2 separate regions of the Homo sapiens genome follow, and region 1 is linked to region 2. The links are chromatin contacts, found by Hi-C or POLR2A ChIA-PET in ENCODE. All regions are on one chromosome and are shown on one strand. Each heading gives the region's core, a stretch centred on a gene start or an enhancer-like site at or near the end of the contact. The rest is flanking DNA. Distances are from core to core; before and after follow the strand shown. Region 1 has its middle 16 kb from the start of LINC02539. Region 2 has its middle 37 kb from the start of WAKMAR2.

Region 1 (5,565 bases), core at 1,351-3,850, 180 kb after region 2:
CAGGAAAGGAGGGTGAAGTGAGACACTGGGAATCTGTTTATCCAGGTGAGACAACAGGACAGCCTGACATAAGGGGGGACAATTGGGAAGAAGAGGAAGGGATGGGTTTAGGAGGTAGAAATAATAGGAGGGGAGAAACAAGGAGTGAGGCATCTCCCATGACTGCCTGGTTTCTGGTTAAGGTGTCTGGGAACACAGAGGAGGAACAGAGTTTCTCATCATCTTATCTGATCCTAACATTCCTCAGCATCGTACAACACAACCCCCTCATTTTAGGGATATGGATACAGAAGCTGAGAGAGAGCAGGTCTTTTGCCACCACCCTCATAAGTCAGGAGCTGGCAGAGTGAGTTTTAGAAGCCAAACGCGTGCTGTTTTGCTGAGTGTCCACTGTGGCCCACACAGCGGTGCCTGCCAAGTTCCTTGCACAATGGAAGGAAGGGAAATGAGCTCAAAGAGTCCCTGTTACTTCTGTGTGGTGCGGTTTCACTCTCGTGAGCTGTCGCATCGCTGACCAGCCTGCCATGCTCTCTGAGTGTCAACTGGGACCTGACCCAGCACCGGACTCATTCCATTTGGAAGATGGGTGTAATACCAGGCCTCAGTCCCCCATCTCTACTCCAGCCATGTTCAGCTGTGAGTTTACCATCATAACTTCCTGAATCTCAAGGGACAGCAATCAGATCCTTGCCAGATGGCTAGGCAATGGGATGCAATTTTTACATGAAATCACTGTAGACACTGTGACCAATGGAACTACCATTTTCATGGAGACCAGCTGAGCCCTGCTAACTGAAAATTCAGAGCATCTCCAGCCATTGTATCCAGTTGATGAAGTTGATGCTCTCCAACCATACCACATTATTTTGAATCCAAATTCATAGTTTACTTTCCAGTGTCATCCTGAGGATTGGAGGAAGGCACAGGAAATATCAGCGATTATCCTCCATTATCAGATTATTATATTTTTTTGTGTTAACATTTCTAGCGGTAAAATAGCTTGGAGAGGTTTAAACCATCTCTTAACCCACATTCTTTTGTAATTCTTTTTCAATTTAAAATCGATGATATCAATGGACTTCAATATTCTACTATTTAATCCCTTGTATAGATCTGCAATCTTTCAGCTGTTTATTTCACCCTGAGTTTCCAGTTTGGGCAAATAAAGAGTTGCCACCATGCACAGGTGACTCACCATGCACATGGGACTTCCACTATGATAGAAGGTCATGGTGTGCCTGATGGATTAGGCAAAGCTCCCCCACATTCACCTCCAGGACTTTCCTCTTTCCCTTGGGCACGTGCTTGCCATCTGCTGGGCTATGTGTTCCATGAGGTTAGAGGCTGTGGCTGCCATGTCCACCACTCTGTTTCTAGCACTGAATCAGGGCCTGGCACCCAGAAACTACAGAATAAATATTTATTGAGTGAATGCCTAGAGACTAATCATCAGCGACGTAATCATGTTATTTGTCCTTTTCTACAACAAATGTTTCTCAAAGGTCAGAAATGAGAAGATGAAACCAGGACCAACGTGGATTAAATAGAGGTATGACATAATTTCCTATTGTCTCCGTCCATCTGCAGTCAAGGTTATATTCACATCTCAGATCTTCATCAGAATGGCTTTCCCTCTTCTCTTAAAAGAAAACAGAAGAGTTCTGTGCAGTTAAGAGGTTGAATGAAAAAAGGGAGGGAGGGTTCAGAAGGAAAAGTCCAAACATCCTCTTCCCCATGGAAATAATGATAATAGGAATAATGAGAAGGCTAAATTATTTGCTTACTATGTGGCACTGCACTTTATTATTTAATTAATCCTCATGGCAAGCCTATGAGGTAGATAATATCATGCCCAGTTGTGGGGGAAAAAAAGGGGGGAATTTAGAAGAATGTAAATAACTTGCCCAAGCTGGTAGGTAGAGAAGCCGGAATTCCACCCCAGGTCTGTCTGAGTCCAGAGTTTAACCACCAACCCTTAGCTGGTTTGAATATTTAAGGGCAGGGTCCAAGTCTCATTCATCTTTGTTTAACTCATAGCACCTGGCCTAAGGTCACACCTGCCACGTGGAAACAGCAAATATTAGTTGATTCAAAAGTAGAGCTAGTCAAAGGCCCTGGGATAGGGTTACTTTACTGGAAAACAGGGCATGCATGAAAGGAAATGTAAAAGCCAACCAAGAAAAAGCAGAGTGGCATAAGTGGTCTTATATCACACCAAAGACAGAGGTTAACCTTAAATGTGTTTGGAATTCATAGCATGAAGTTAAAAAAGTATTTTGAAGCGGCTACACTGTAAGAATGATAAATCATGGGAAACAGCTGGAAGGATCCTGAAGTTCTTTCTTCTGACTTGTTCTTTTTCCAAGGACTGTAGATTCCTTAGCTTAGGCCAGCTGGGGTGAGTTCTTGTTGGTGTGTGAGTATATGGTTTTCACATGTAAAGCAAATTTAAGACTCGGTTATGATAGATTTGTGCTGTGTTTGTGCCCCAATCTTCAGGCCACATTTCTACTGTGCTGTCTTAGCCAGCTTCTCGTGGGCAGGGCTGTCAAGTCAACTCCCAGACTTGGTGGGTTGTCCGCTCTATCAGCCTCCTTCAGAATGTTCGTGGTGGCACCTCTAGATCCTTCTCAGAATGCTGTCTCATTTATTTCCTGACAGTTAAAGAAAACTTAAGAAAGTGAAAGCTTACATGAGAAAATGAGTAAGCACTTTTAAAACAGAACTATTAAGCTCACTTTCAATGTTGCTAAAGTTCGCCCTTTTTAGACACCTTTAAATCCCTAGTGCCCAGACAAATCAAATGCCTAATAGGGCTTGCTTCCAGTGCGGTCTACAAGGACACTTTAAAAAAGGTTGTCCAGGCCGGGCGTGGTGGCTCACGCCTGTAATCCCAGCACTTTGGGAGGCCGAGGCGGGCGGATCACGAGGTCAGGAGATCGAGACCATCTCGGCTAAAACGGTGAAACCCCGTCTGTACTAAAAATACAAAAAATTAGCCGGGCGTAGTGGCGGGCGCCTGTAGTCCCAGCTACTTGGGAGGCTGAGGCAGGAGAATGGCGTGAACCCGGGAGGCGGAGCTTACAGTGAGCCGAGATCCCGCCACTGCACTCCAGCCTGGGCGACAGAGCGAGACTCCGTCTCAAAAAAAAAAAAAAAAAAAGAAAAAAAAAAAGGTTGTCCAGATAGAAATAAGCCGCCCCCTCTTCCATGCCCTTTATGTCAAGGGAATCACTGGAAGGCCCACTGCCCCAGGGGACAAAGGTCTTCTGAGTCAGAAGCCACTAACCAGATGATCCAGCAGCAGGACTGAGGGTTCCCCGGGGCAAACGCCAGCCCATCACCCTCACAGTGTCCCAGATATGCTTGACCATTGAGGGCCAGGAGGTTAACTGTCTCCTGGACGCTGGCACAGCCTTCTCAGTCTTACTCTCCTATCCCAGACAACTGTCCTCCAGATCTGTCACTATCTGAGGGGTCCTAGGACAGGCAGTCACTAGATACTTCTCCCAGCCACTAAGTTGTGACTGGGGAACTTTACTCTTTTCACATGCTTTTCTAATTATGCCTGAAAGCCCCACTCCCTTGTTAGGGAGAGACATTCTAGCAAAAGCAGGGGCCATTATACCCCTGAACATAGGAGAAGGAACACACATTTGCTGTCCCCTGCTTGAGGAAGGAATTAATCCTGAAGTCTGGGCAACAGAAGGACAATATGGACGAGCAAAGAATGCCCATCCTGTTCAAGTTAAACTAAAGGATTCCGCCTCCTTTCCCTAACAAAAGCAGTACCCCCTTAGACCCGAGCCCCAACAATGACTCCAAAAGATTTTTAAGGACCTAAAAGCCCAAGGCCTAGTAAAAGCATGCAATAGCCCCTGCAATACTCCAAATTTAGGAGTACAGAAACCCATCAGACAGTGGAGGTTAGTGCAAGATCTCAGGATTATCAGTGAGGCCGTTGTCACTCCATACCCAGCTGTACCTAACCCTTATACTCTGCTTTCCCAAATACCAGAGGAAATAGAGTGGTTTACAGTCCTGGACTTTAAGGCTGCCTTTTTCTGCATCGCTGTGCATCCTGACTCTCAGTTCTTGTTTGCCTTTGAAGATCCTTCAAATCCAATGTCTCAACTCACCTGGACTGTTTTACCCCAAGGGTTCAAGGATAGCCCCCATCTATTTGGCCAGGCATTAGCCCAAGACTTGAGCCAATTCTCATACCTGGACACTCTTGTCCTTCAGTACGTGGATAATTTACTTCTAGCTGCCCGTTCAGAAATCTTGTGCCATCAAGCCACCCAAGCGCTTTTAAACTTCCTTGCCACTTGTGGCTATAAGGTTTCCAAACCAAAGGCTCAGCTCTGCTTACAGCAGGTTAAATACTTATGGCTAAAATTATCCAAAGGCACCAGGGCCCTCAGTGAGGAATGTATCCAGACTATACTGGCTTATCCTCATTCCAAAACCCTAAAAGCAATTACGAGGGTTCCTTGGCATAACAGGCTTCTGCCAAATATGGATTCCCAGGTACGGCAAAATAGCCAGGCCATTATATACACTAATTAAGGAAACTCAGAAAGCCAATACCCATTTAGTAAGATGGATACCTGAAGCAAAAGCAGCTTTCCAGGCCCTGACAAAGGCCCTAACCCAAGCCCCAGTGTTAAGTTTGCCAACGGGGCAAGACTTTTCTTTATATGTCACAGAAAAAACAGGAATAGCTCTAAGAGTCCTTACACAGGTCCAAGGGACCAGCTTGCAACCCGTGGCATACCTGAGTAAGGAAATTGATGTAGTGGCAAAATGTTGGCCTCATTGTTTACGGGTAGTGGCAGCAGTAGCAGTCTTAGTTTCTGAAGTAGTTAAAACGATACAGGGAAGAGATCTTACTGTGTGGACATCTCATGATGTGAACGGCATACTCACTGCTAAAGGAGACTTGTGGCTGTCAGACAACCGTTCGCTTAAATATCAGGCTCTATTAATTGAAGGGCCAGTGCTGTGACTGCACACTTGTGCAACTCTTAACCCAGCCACATTTCTTCCAGACAATGAAGAAAAGATAGAACATAACTGTCAATAGGTGATTGCTCAAACCTACACTTCTCAAAATGACCTTCTAGAGGTTCCCTTGACTGATTCTGACCTCAACTTGTATACTGATGGAAGTTCCTTTGTAGAAAAAGGACTTCAAAAAGCGGGGTATGCAGTGCTCAGTGATAATGGAGTACTTGAAAGTAATCCCCTCACTCCAGGAGCTAGTGCTCAGCTGGCAGAACTAATAGCCCTCACTCGGGCACTAGAATTAGGAGAAGGAAAAAGGGTAAATATATATATAGACTCTAAGTATGCTTACCTAGTCCTCCATGCCCACGCAGCAATATGGAGAGAAAGGAAATTCCTAACTTCCAAGAGAACACCTATCAAACATCAGGAAGCCATTAGGAGATTATTATTGGCTGTACAGAAACCTAAAGAGGTGGCAGTCTTACACTGCTGGGGGCATCAGAAAGGAAAGGAAAGGGAAATAGAAGTGAACCGCCAAGTGGATATTGAAACCAA
Region 2 (6,207 bases), core at 2,536-5,035:
GGATCAGATACACACTTGGTGGGAGTATATATTGGAACAAAATCTCTGGAAGATAATTTGGCAATGCTATTTAAAAAATGTAAAATTTTGCATTCTAATTCCAGAAACTTATTCTGAGGGAATCATCATAGGATGATAGAAAGTCATAACTATTTATAATAGCAAAATATTGAATGCAGCACATATGCAATAAAACTAATTAATTATAATACATACAATGAAATATACAATGCATTCATCAAAAATAATGTGGCAGAAGAATTTTCAGTAATGTCAAAGAAATGGTTACATATATCGTTTGTGAAAAATATTAGGTTGCATAACTGCATGTACAATATGACCTGTTTGTGTTAAAAATATGTATTTATTATTTTAAAAAGCCTAAATGAGTATAATATCAAAACATTTACAGTAGTTATTCACCAGAAAGCAAAATCTTTGAAAATAGGAAATAAGTAGTGCATTTAGATCACATGGTAAGTAATTTAAAACTATGTTATTGAATTCTAATTAATTGTGTGATGGGATTATGGGCATTTTGATTTTCTTATGTCTATTCTCTAAGTTTTCTGAACAAATAAATATTACTTAAATGAGAAAACAGATCAAAATTTATATATATTGACAGAGAAATGAAATAAATATATAAAATAAAATTGATTTTTAAGTGGTAAAATAACAATAATGAACACTGTTTGGGTCTTTAATGTATCTTTCAACACACACACACACACACACACACACATCTTGACAGTCACCCATCAGATGATATAATTGTGTTTATGAAGAACCCAAAAGAATCCATAGATATTAAAACACAAATATTTATATAAAAGTCAATTGCATTTTTATATAACAGCAAACAAGTTAAAAAAAGAAACCAGCCTATAATCTCAGCTACTTGGGAGGCTGAGGCAGAAGGATGGCTTGAGTTCAGAGGTTTGACCTGATCAATATGGCGAGACCCTATCTCTTTAAAAAAAAAAAGGAAAGAAAAAGAAACCAAAAAATATATTTTTTAAAGGCAGCAGTCACAAAAGCAAACAAGTTAGAAAAGGAAACCAAATTGAAAAAAAAAAGACAATAGTCACAAAAGCAGTTAAAAACATAAGATACATAGAAAAACCTTTTTCAAGAGAGGAGCAAGAATGTTATGGAGAAGATTGTAATATTTTAACTATAGAGCCCACGTGGTCTGGTTTCAGACTGTGGCTCCCCTGAATTCATGGAAAAAATAAAATCAGATTCCTGCCTATTCTTACCATATCCCTAAATCAATTTCAGAGACATTAAACATTTAAATATGTAAACCAAAACAAAACATTTCAGATGAATAACACCTCTGGAAATAAAAAGATTTCTTAAATAAGGTTTTTACTCATAAAGGAAAAAAATTAAAATTTGACAATGTTTAAACTTAAGACTTTCTCTGAGAAGTCAGCTGAAAATTTGGAGAAGATATTTGCAACATGTATGCCAACAAAAAGAGTAATAAAAATATATAAAGGCAGCCCACAAATTAGTAAGAAAATGAGCAGCAAACAGAACAGTAGAAAAACGATGGGAAAATTTTTTTTCAAAATATAAAAAAAGTAATTGACACGGTTATGTAAGACTGAACTTCACACACCCTTCAATCTGCATTTTATTCCTGGATATATACCCAAAAGAAATTTTAGCATGTGTGTACCAGGAGACTTGGACAAGAATATCTATTTGATTTGTAACAGCAAAAACCTGAAGCGACACAGATCCAGGCAAATGAGATAATAGGTAAATAAGTGTGGTATAGTCATACAGTTGACTACTGTATAGCAGTGAAGATTAAGAACTATACACTATAGTCATCAACGTAGGTGGTACTGAATTAAAAGAGCAAGTTACAAAAGAATAATTATATAAAGTTCAAAGCCAAGCAAAATCAAATAGTACAGTGTTTAGGGATAAATGCCTATGTGGTAAAACTAAAAAGAAAAATGAAGAAATAATAAACCCAGTTTTTTTCTCAAGAAGCCTACTTTCTAACTGGGGAGGTGGCTCACTCACATGCACTAAACCATGTCTCTGGATTGGGGAAGATGAATAGATTGGGAGAAAGGTACACAAGGCTTCAAAGGTGTTGCTAATGTCTGATTTCTTAAGCTCAGTGGTGGGTATGCAAGTATCCATTTTATTATTATTCTTAGGCCTTATACTTAGGTTATAAATATGCTTTTTGTATTATTTATTTACAGTTTTTCGTTACTGAACAGAAACATTCAAAATGAGGGAAAACTTTATTAGAACCAGTTTGAGCAGTCTACACATTTCTCTTAGAGACACCATAGGATGGGTTTTTGAGATAGAGAGTTAGGATTTTTAAACATGACTGTGCACATTTCTGAGACCCAGTTTTCTTGTTTGTCAAATGGGGATAATACTTAACACATAATGTATTGTTAGGATGAAATTTGATCATATATATTTTTATAAACCCTAGCTTATGGACTGTCATATATTAAGTATGTAATATATACAGGTCATTGTTATTATTATTAAAATATAATATTACAGTAGTGAAGAGTTCTTTAAAAATAAACAGAAATAGAAATTACAGTTGGTCTTTTGAAATGAAACATACTGAGGTTATATTAAATGAATGCTGCATTATTTATAATATTGCTCTCGAATGTGAGGAGTATGTATGTGAGGAGTATGTTTTATTCGAAGGACTAAAAATAACTGCTGTACATCATCTAAACTTTCTCACATTTTGCATGGGACATTTACACATAATGTGTATTTTGTCCATCACATCAGGCTTGATTACTAACAATTACTACGGGTCTTCAGAGAACCGGCATTGAAGATCATTCCTATTAATGTTCACCTCCCATCAAAAGAAGATTAAGGAGAAAAGTAAGATAAAGTTCAAAGAGGAGATTTAAGGTGACAGGTCTGAGCAGACATGGCCAAGAAGTGACACTTCAAATTACCCAAGGACCTAGAGACAGGCAGAGACCTTTGAAGGTCAGGGTTTTATATGGGCTCACCATCTGGATGACTTCATTTAATGAAATTGTATCAAAGCGAGCGGGTTTTACAACCCCAGAGAGGTGGGCTTGGGGTAGCTTCCACTGAAAAGTCAAATTACTTCACAGAAAAACAAAACAAAACCAAAGGTTATGTTGCTAAAACTTTTGAACCAAAAGGAGAAGACAGAATTTCCTCCAATCACAAGGAACCAAGAAAAATATCACATTTCCTGGCTGCCCACTCAATTTACCACCCCCCGCCCAGTCCCCTTTAGTAACAGAGAAAGAAATCACAGTAGTGAATTAATAAAGCAGTGAGCCAGACTTTCCTTCCTCGTGTGATTCAGCCCCGCAGTTGGGGTGGCGGGGGGGCGGGTAGGGAGCGAGTTCTTTAACACTGAGCGCTCTGGACTGGCTTTCAATATTAGACATCCGGAGTTTTTGAAAATTAACACTGGAACAAAAGTGACTATCATACTCCATGTCCCCTTCACCCGCCCTCAGTCACAACTTTATTTTAAGGTTTCTTTGAGGCTGATTAAAAAAAAAAAAAAAAAACAACCTAATGGGAAACACTATCTAGAAATGGAGAAATCAAACCAATACTAAAGCATGTTGTAGCAATTGCCACCACCTATGATTGATTTTATTATAGGAAAAATGTGTTTTACCATAAATGACACTCCTTAAACTCGGTAACCAGCCTCCTTCCTCTCTCTTTCCAGCATATCTAGTTAATCATACATGACTGCAGCAAGGTGATGCAATAGTTTCAATGTAACTGCCTTATCTAGGCATGCAATGAGAAGACCTGTGTGGTTGAGGAGATGCAGACACTCACAGCGTGGCCCCTTGGGCATAAGAATAGTGGTGAGAGTTTTTCCACTGAGTCTTGCAGGGGTATTTGTGGCACCTGTACCTTCTGGAAGGTGCCCCCAAAACCCGGAGATCAGATAGGACTCCAGGGCACTGTGCTGACTTTCTTGCCCTGTGCTTACATTTCTGAGACAAGGATCTAAGAATAAATTCAATTTCCAGTCCCCTCACTTGCTTTGTGAGTTTTCAAAACCCGAAAAGGCCTACCTAAAACAGCATGCACATCCAGAGGTACTCCTGTTAACCGCTAGTGGCATTGACGACTATGAGATGCCCCATTGGCAAGGAGATGCCCCCTCGTTTTTGAGTCCCCCACTGACATTCTCAGGATGATGTCTGTTGGAGACACACTTCTAGCAGGTAAAATTCACACTAACAGGCAGGGTGAACTCTTCCAGACCACCAGAGAAAAAGCAACACTTCATGCTAAAACTTGGACAATACAAGTGTAAAAATACTACCTGGGGCCAGGTGCGGTGGCTCATGCCAACAATTTGGGAGGCCGAGGCGGGCCAATTTCTTGAACTCAGGAGTTCAAGACCAGCCTGGGCTACATGGTGAAAATATCGATAGATAGATAGATGATAGATAGATAGATAAAAAAAAATTTTAAAGCCAACTACCGGGGGTGGTTGTCTCTCCCAGCTGAGAATGAAGGAATCCTCCAAGCACAACTCTCTGTGGAATTCACCATTATCATTCTCTAGCACATGATAGAGCATTCTAGAAAGTGCCCCAAAGCTGCTTTCTCACCCAGGAATAATGAGCCTCAGATGTGAGCTGGGGCTAAAAGGTACCTGGACAACTGCCCTCCTCTGAGGAGGAGAGGTTGGGCCTTGGTGCCCAGAGCAGTGGTGAGTAGTCATCTTATCTCCTTTTACTTCCTCTGTGAAGCCTCTGCACTGGATTTTGACATCACAGATCAATATGATCCTATCCACTATATGCAATTCACAGAAGAACTGTGTAAAATACTTGAATAGAGATTCTGACTTCTAGTTACAAGTTGTTCTCACTGTTAAAAAGGAAAATTGGCCTCGGTCGTTTCTTAACAATGCTACCATTTACTTCAAGAAGAAAATTGTGGGCTTTAACCTTTGCGCATTTGATTCTTCCGCACGGCCTTCCAAGGAACTAGGGTAAATGGACAAATAGTTCTTATAATTTAATACCGCTGTTTAAAAATAGATACTGTACTGAATTTTTTGCTAATTATATTAATAACTTCAAAGCCTTTTATGGAGGATGCTTGCTGGAAACAGAAGGTATTTTTATTTCACTGAAAAACGTGATGAGATTTGGGTTTAGGATTTTGGAGGGAGGACCTGGAGTGTAGTGTAGTTGTTCAACGCATTTGTCAATATGTTCTTTTAGGATATCATATTTGGTCTTGTTTAAGGAATTCTTTTCTATTCTCAAGTCAGAAAACTATTTACCCATATATATTCCTCTCATAAAGTTTTGTTTTTGACATATAAATTCCTTACTCTGTCTGTAATTGATTTTTAAGCAGACTAGGAGCTAGGAATCCAAATTCAATTTTATCTATATTTATAATCAGTTTTCCAACTGTACTTTTTAAAGATTCCTTCCTTTCTCTACTGCTCAACTATGTCACCCCCATCATGTGACAAATTTCCATGTATAAATGTGTCATATGAAGTGATAGTCTCACTGGTGAGCAAGGAAATCCAAGTCAAGACTGTTGAGATGTCATCTACACCCTGTTAACTGGCCTCTCCATTCTATTCCACTGAAAATTTGTCTGTTCTTATGCCAGTACGAAACTATTATTTATGATAAATTGTTCTTGTAGGATGAAGACAGCTAGCTCTTAGTGTATTATCTTTCTAAACACAGTTAGACTTGGTTTTCCAAGAGTTTGTTTCTTTTATGTTGAAAAAAAAAAACTTGATGGTTGATTTGGGCCTGTATATATACATCGATGGCCTAGTTTGGCTTGTAATTTTCCTTTCTTATTCCATTCTTGTCTAATTTTGATAGCGAGGTCATATTGAATTCATAGAATGAGCTGTGGAGTATTCCTTCTTTCTCTGTGAATTGTAGAGATACTATAAGAGATAGGTTTGCAGAAAATCTTTTAAAAAAGATTATAAAAGTAATGTAAACTTATTGTCAGGAATTGTAAAAACACCCGATATTACAAAGAACAAAACAGAAGTAATTTATAGGCATTACCATCCAGAAATTATTGTTAAATATATTTTGGTATATTTCCTTCTACAACTTTTTATCAGTCTCTGCAAGATATGTCCAATTTTCTCTTTATCTATATCTGTATACAAGTAATATGCAC

Evidence for each region. Hi-C counts contacts between places; a loop is a spot of excess contacts on that map. ChIA-PET counts read pairs that join two places held with the same protein, here RNA polymerase II (POLR2A). Pooled maps may share reads with other maps.
Region 1: a loop to region 2 is called in a pooled map, with 2.3 times the contacts of the local background. The contact joins two enhancer-like sites. A Hi-C loop is called at or near these places in 6 of 50 pooled maps. POLR2A ChIA-PET finds 5 or more read pairs at or near these places in 4 of 52 experiments (HepG2, OCI-LY7, Panc1 and 1 more).

What each region holds. Positions count from the first base shown.
Region 1 is chr6:137,719,931-137,725,495 of GRCh38, reverse strand. No RefSeq gene overlaps it. Among named protein-coding and RNA genes, the nearest start is that of LINC02539, 16 kb to the left of the region's middle. Within about 2 kb of position 2,600, at least 3 of the 41 ENCODE cell types and tissues checked have a DNase peak (open chromatin) inside an H3K27ac peak, as active enhancers do.
Region 2 is chr6:137,902,274-137,908,480 of GRCh38, reverse strand. No RefSeq gene overlaps it. Among named protein-coding and RNA genes, the nearest start is that of WAKMAR2, 37 kb to the right of the region's middle. RefSeq lists enhancers at 3,052-3,141, 3,322-3,371. Within about 2 kb of position 3,785, at least 4 of the 41 ENCODE cell types and tissues checked have a DNase peak (open chromatin) inside an H3K27ac peak, as active enhancers do.